Linked DNA regions of Homo sapiens: region 1 is linked to region 2. A link is an interaction called in ENCODE POLR2A ChIA-PET data of the cell type or tissue named here. Cell type or tissue: GM12878. All regions are shown on one strand. Each heading gives the region's core, and the rest is flanking DNA. Links, peaks and the distances in the headings are about the cores only. Region 1 has its middle 6.7 kb from the start of PPP1R16B. Region 2 overlaps DHX35 (DEAH-box helicase 35).

Region 1 (2,910 bases), core at 231-2,730, 190 kb after region 2:
TGAGTCTGTGAAAAATGAACTAATTTCAGTGTTTAAAGGGATTCATTCTAGAGGTTATCTGAACCAAGGTCTTTTGTTTGTTTGTTTTTTGAGACAGAGTCTCAGTCTCTCACCCAGGCTGGAGTGCAGTGGTACGATCTTGGCTCACTGCAACCTCTGCCTCCTGGGTTCAAGTGATTCTCCTGCCTCAGCCTCCTGAGTAGCTTGTATTACAGGCACCCACCATCATGCCCGGCTAATTTTTGTATTTTTAATAGAGACAGGGTTTCCCAGTGTTGGCCAGGCTGGTCTCAAGCTCCTGGCCTCAAGTGGTCCGCCCAAAGTGCTGGGATTATAGGCGTGAGCAACCACACCCAGCCTGAACAAAGGTTTTTGTTTTTGTTTTTGTTTTCTGAGACAGAGTCTCACTCTGTCACCCAGGCTGGAGTGCAATGGCATGAGCATAGCTCACTGCAGCCTCTGGCACTCAAGTGATCCTCCCATCTCAGCCTCTGAGTAGCTGGGACTACAGTCGCATGCCACTAGGCCCAGCTAATTTTTTTTTTTTGAGACCGAGTTTCACTCAATTATTTTTACTTTTAGTGCAGATGAGCTCTTGCTATGTTGCCCAGGCTGGTATTAAACTCCTGAGCTCAAACAGTCTTGCTGGAATTACAGGCATGAGCCACTGCACCTGGCCTGAACTTGTGGTTCTTAATGTCAGCCTGTGGGCAGGTGCTAGGCTGGCTACATTCATTCATTCATTCAACAGATACTTAGTCTAATGCTAGACCCAGAATAAGCCTTGATAGGCTGCCCTTGTCCCCATGCTGCTACTCCTGATGATGAAGATGATAGCTCCAGGCCAGGCCCAACCAACAGAAGAGCAGGAAGTGCAGAGGGTTCAACTTGGGTTCAAGTAAAAATGAGCCAAGAAGGAGAAAGGCATCCCAGGTAAGAGTTCTGGCTCTGGCATGAACTCGCTGGGCGGTCATTTCCTCTTCTGAATGTCGGTTTCCTGGTCTGTACAATTCTGATTGTACAATACTTATAAGTGTTTGTATGTGTGGTTTTTTCCCACGTCCTCATGCTTTTGTGGGAAGTGACTTTTACCTCTTTTGTAAGCTCCCCAAGAGCTGTTTGCACACAGTAGGAGCCCCATAAGTAGGTGGAAGGAGCCCCAGGCATTTAAGGCTAGTGGTGAGCTCAACCTGTGATGCTGTGAGGATAGGGGTAACGAAGAGTGGGATAGACTGGTTTTCAATTTTTTTTTTTTTTTTTTTTTTTGAGAAAGACGCTCGCTCTGTCGCCCAGGCTGGAGTGCAGTGGCACAATCTTTGCTTACTGCAACCTCCGCCTCCTGGGTTCAAGCAATTCTCCTGCCTCAGCCTCCCGAGTAGCTGGGACTACAGGTGCCTGCCACCACGCCCAGCTAATTTTTTGTATTTTTAGTAGAGATGGAGTTTCACAGTGTTAGCCAGGATGGTCTTGATCTCCTGACCTCATGATGCACCTGCCTCGGCCTTCCAAAGTGCTGGGAGTACAGGTGTGAGCCACCGTGCCCAGCTGGCTTTCATTTTTATATTCAATTTATGGAGAATCTTGTGCAGTGGCTCTCAGTCTTGGTGGTACTTTGGAATCACTAAGAGGTTTTAAATTTTTCTGATGGCTGGGTTCTACCCCAGACCCTTTGAATCAAAATCTCTGGAGGTTTATTTTTAAACATACATACAGATCAAAAGAACTCCCAAGGCATGTTGAAAATGCAACTTCACTTAACTTAGCCAGGATTAAGAATCACCACCTAAGTCAGTGTTTCACAAGTTTTGGTGACCACAAAGTGGGTAGGAAATGGGAGAGGGAGTTTAGTCCATTTTCTGTGGCTATAAGAGAGTACCTGAGACTGGGTAGTTTATAAAGAAAAGAGGTTTATTTAGCTCACGGTTCTGCAGGCTGAGAAGTTCAAGGGCATGGCCCAGGCTTCTGGCAAGGGTTTTCCTCTATCGCAACATGGTAGAGAAGGGAGAAGGTCAAAAGGGAAACAGACATGTGCAAAAAGGGGAAACCTGAGGACTGTGCTGGCTTTATGACAACCCACTCTTGTGGGAAATAATCCGTTCCTGCAACAACCATTCCAGTCTCCCCAGAGCCAGAACTCACTCACTACTGGGAGAACAGCACCAAGTTATTCCTGAGAGATCTGCCACTATTACTCAAACATCTCCCACTAGGTGCCACATCCCCAAACCTTCATTCTGAAGGTCAAATTTTAACATGAATTTTGGTGGCAACAAACAAACCATATCCACGGTTGGCAGGATGGTAGGGGAGAGATAGTATTAAAATCCTCCTTCCTGGGCCTGTCCTTTGCACCCGTTTCTCATTCTTTGGTGTACGGGCCTCAGAATATGCATTTTAGCAGATTCTAATGAATAATAGGCTTTAGCTAATGCCTTCAGCTGCCTTGGTAGCAATGCCTCATTCTCCTGTATTCCTTATATTGACTTAAATGGGGTTTCCAAAATTCCAGGCAAAGAAAAGTCACCTGAGGCACTTATTAAAAATGCAGATTCCAGCCGGGTGCAGTGGCTCACACCTGTAATCCCAGCACTTTGGGAGGTCAAGACGGGTGGATCACCTTAGGTCAGGAGTTTGAGACCAGCCTGGCCAACATGACAAAACTCCATCTCTACTAAAAATACAAAAAGTAGCCAGGCATAGTGGCACACGCCTGTAACCCCAGCTACTCGGGAGGCTGAGGCAGGAGAATTGCTTGAATCTGGGAGGTGGAAGTTACAGAGAGCCAAGATCGCACCATTGCACTCCAGCCTGGGCAACAGGGCAAGACTCTATCTCAAAATGAAAGAAAGAAAGAAAGAGAGAGAGAGAGAAAGAAAGAAAGAAAGAAAGAAGGAAGGAAGGAAGGAAGGA
Region 2 (2,910 bases), core at 287-2,786:
TAAAATACACATAAGAAAAGACAGCTTTGAGTCTTGGTCCTATCACTGATTGGCATATAATATCAGGCAAGTCATTCAACCTTCCAAGCCCTTAACCTCTTCATCTTTGGAATCAAGGACTAAACCTGACTTCCAAGCTCCTTTCTGGGATAAGATTGCAGGACTCTTTGAAAGAGCCCTGTGTCGGCCGGGCACAGTGGCTCACGCCTGTAATCCCAGCACTTTGGGAGGCTGAGGCAGGTGGATCACGAGTCAGGAGATTGAGACCATCCTGGCTAACACAGTGAAACCCCGTCTCTACTAAAAATACAAAAAAAAAAAAAAAAAAAAAACTTAGCCGGGTGTGGTGACGGTCGCCTGTAGTCCCAGCTACTCGGGAGGCTGAGGAAGGAGAATGGCGTGAACCCAGGAGGCGGAGCTTGCAGCAAGCAGAGATCGTGCCACCGCACTCCAGCCTGGGTGACAGAGAGAGACTCTGTCTCAAAAAAAAAAAAAAAAAAGAAAAAAGGAAGAGCTCTCTGTCTCCTAGCTGACTAAAGTCTCTGAATGTCAGGATACTTTTCTTCACTTTCTGCCATGGTATCAATGTCCTGTACAGCAGCAAGGACTACATGTTTTTAATTCTCCCAAAATAACCTTCTTCCTTATTTCCACTAGGAAAAGCAGCTTGAGCACTTTACCTTAATTCTCGTGGCCAGCTGGTCGGTGCAGTCATCAAAGCGGATGCAGTAGCCCACCTCGTGGCCCAGCACTGCACCCCTTTCTTCAGCTACTCTCCCTGCAACCTTTGGGAAGAAAGATCATGCTGAAAATAGAGACATAGAAATTACTGCACAGCGCACATACTATGGAAAATCTAAAGGTCATTTATATTTTAAATAGTATGTGAACACAATGAAAAATGAAAAGAGACAAGTTATTAGAGAACAAGCATAATAACTTTTGCAATTTTTATTATTATTATTATTGAGACAGAGTCTCACTCTGTCACCCAGGCTGGAGGGCAGTGGCACAATCTCGGCTCACTGCAACCTCCACCTCCCAAGTTCAAGCAATCCTCCTGCCTCAACCTCCTAAGTAGCTGGGATTACAGGCAAGCGCCACCAGGCCCAGCTAATTTTTGTATTTTTAGTGGAGATGGGGTTTCGCCATGTTGGCCAGGCTGGTCTTAAACTCCTGACCTCAAGCAATTTGCCCGCCTCAGCCTCTCAAAGTACAGGGATTACAGGCGTGAGCCACCACACCCAGCCAATTATTAACTTATGTATCTCACTTCATTCTATAATGGTCTTGGGGCAACTTATAAGAACATACACAATGAAAAACAAAATCACATAAAAATGTTACGGATCAAGATCCAAAAAATTACAGAAAAAATTTCAAAAGATCAAAGCCAATGAGAAAATGTTAAACATAGATATGCCAAAATTATTCAAGTTGAGCCACAAATTCAGCTCTAAATTTGGTGGCCAAAGCAAAAAGGAAAGTAAAAGAAATGACAAGATTCACCCTGTTCCTAAACAAAGGGCACACTAACCAGGGACAACTTTTCATCTCCACGCTCGAAAAGAAAACCCATCCCCCGGGACCATGAAGGCAGAACAGGAATTACCATATTCAAAGCTGGGCCAGTTTCATTTTCTCATCGAAGGCAAAAAGCTAAGTTTCAAGAATGAGATACCTGAAACAGTTCACAACTGTGTCCCAGCTGCCAAAGCCACTGAGAGGGGAAATACAGACAAACTCAGGTTTAAAACAAAGGGGGCAGATGAGTGGATGAGAAGATCAATAAAAAATCCAAGGTAGCATAATAAAGTGAAAGACAAAATATGTAATACATTATGAAGACCATAAACTATAGACAAAATTTCATCCATCAAAACATAACAAATAAAAAATGAATGCAGGAAAGAGAAAAATGAATCCAACAGCAAGATCTCTGCATTCCCCCAAGAAGGCTATTCAAAAGTTAACTTATTAATAGAAAATATTTAAAAGAATGAACAAGCATAAAAGTGGAAGAGCAATAATGAATATCATTTAGTTTAATTTAAAAGAAAATAGGACCGGACGCGGTGGTTCACACCTACAATCCCAGCACTTTGGGAGGCAAATCACCTGAGGTCAGGAGTTCAAGACCAGCCTGGCCGACATGGTGAAACCCCATCTCTACTAAAAATACAAAAAGTTAGTTGGGCATGGTGGCATGCGCCTGTAATCCCAGCTACTCGCAGGAGGCTGAGGCAGGAGAATCACTTGAACCCGGGGAGGTGGAGGTTGCAATGAGCCGAGGTCACACCACTACACTCCAGCCTCGGTGACAAAGAGACTGTGTCAAAAAACAAAAAAAGAAAGAAAAGAAAGTTTAGTATTCACCACCACATAAACTACCTAAATGAAAAGAACCAAAGGGAAGCAATATTAATAGAGATTTCCCAGGGCCCAGCACACCAATCCCCACAGAAGGAAGGAGTTCAGTCTCCCTCTTTCACAGGTGAGACAACCTCCCCAGCACCCACGCAGTTCCCAAGTCCTGACTTTAGAACATGGCTGGCACATGTGGTGTCCTGAGACAGAGCTTACTGCTCCAGCCTTTCCACCCCAGCAGCCCCAGGCTCAGGAGGGCAGAGGCTCCCTGCCCTCAGCTTCTGAGCTAGGCACACCCAGGCGTTTCCTGCCCATCAGTGTTTAAGACACTGAAGAGCAGATGAGGATCAGAAGCAGCTCTGCCTGGTGACTTGAAATTATAGAATGGGGAGGCCAAAACCAAATCAATCATCTGGCAGCTGGTCTATATCATGTAGGCTTTCAAAACGTCTTATGAAACCAGAAAGTTATCCTACATTGCTCTGCCTCTGGTGGTTGTATTTCCCAATGACCAGCATTTCACCAGGACAGATTTGTTATTGT

Evidence for each region. Peaks named below come from ENCODE experiments on the same cell type or tissue, not always from the same donor. Only the 100,000 strongest peaks of a DNase experiment are listed, where the experiment ranks them.
Region 1: POLR2A ChIA-PET joins it to region 2 with 5 read pairs; 2 of 35 experiments call an interaction of 5 or more read pairs at or near these places.

What each region holds. Positions count from the first base shown.
Region 1 is chr20:38,797,506-38,800,415 of GRCh38, reverse strand. No RefSeq gene overlaps it. Among named protein-coding and RNA genes, the nearest start is that of PPP1R16B, 6.7 kb to the left of the region's middle. In GM12878, for the core only: no CTCF peak of the experiment used is centred there; no DNase peak of the experiment used is centred there.
Region 2 is chr20:38,986,688-38,989,597 of GRCh38, reverse strand. DHX35 (DEAH-box helicase 35) reads right to left here. Exons shown (of 22, transcript NM_021931.4): 5 at 681-785. Among named protein-coding and RNA genes, the nearest start is that of DHX35, 26 kb to the right of the region's middle. RefSeq lists an enhancer at 1,467-1,586. In GM12878, for the core only: no CTCF peak of the experiment used is centred there; DNase peaks (open chromatin) are centred at 1,617 and 2,768; H3K4me3 peaks cover 1,380 bases; H3K27ac peaks cover 2,106 bases.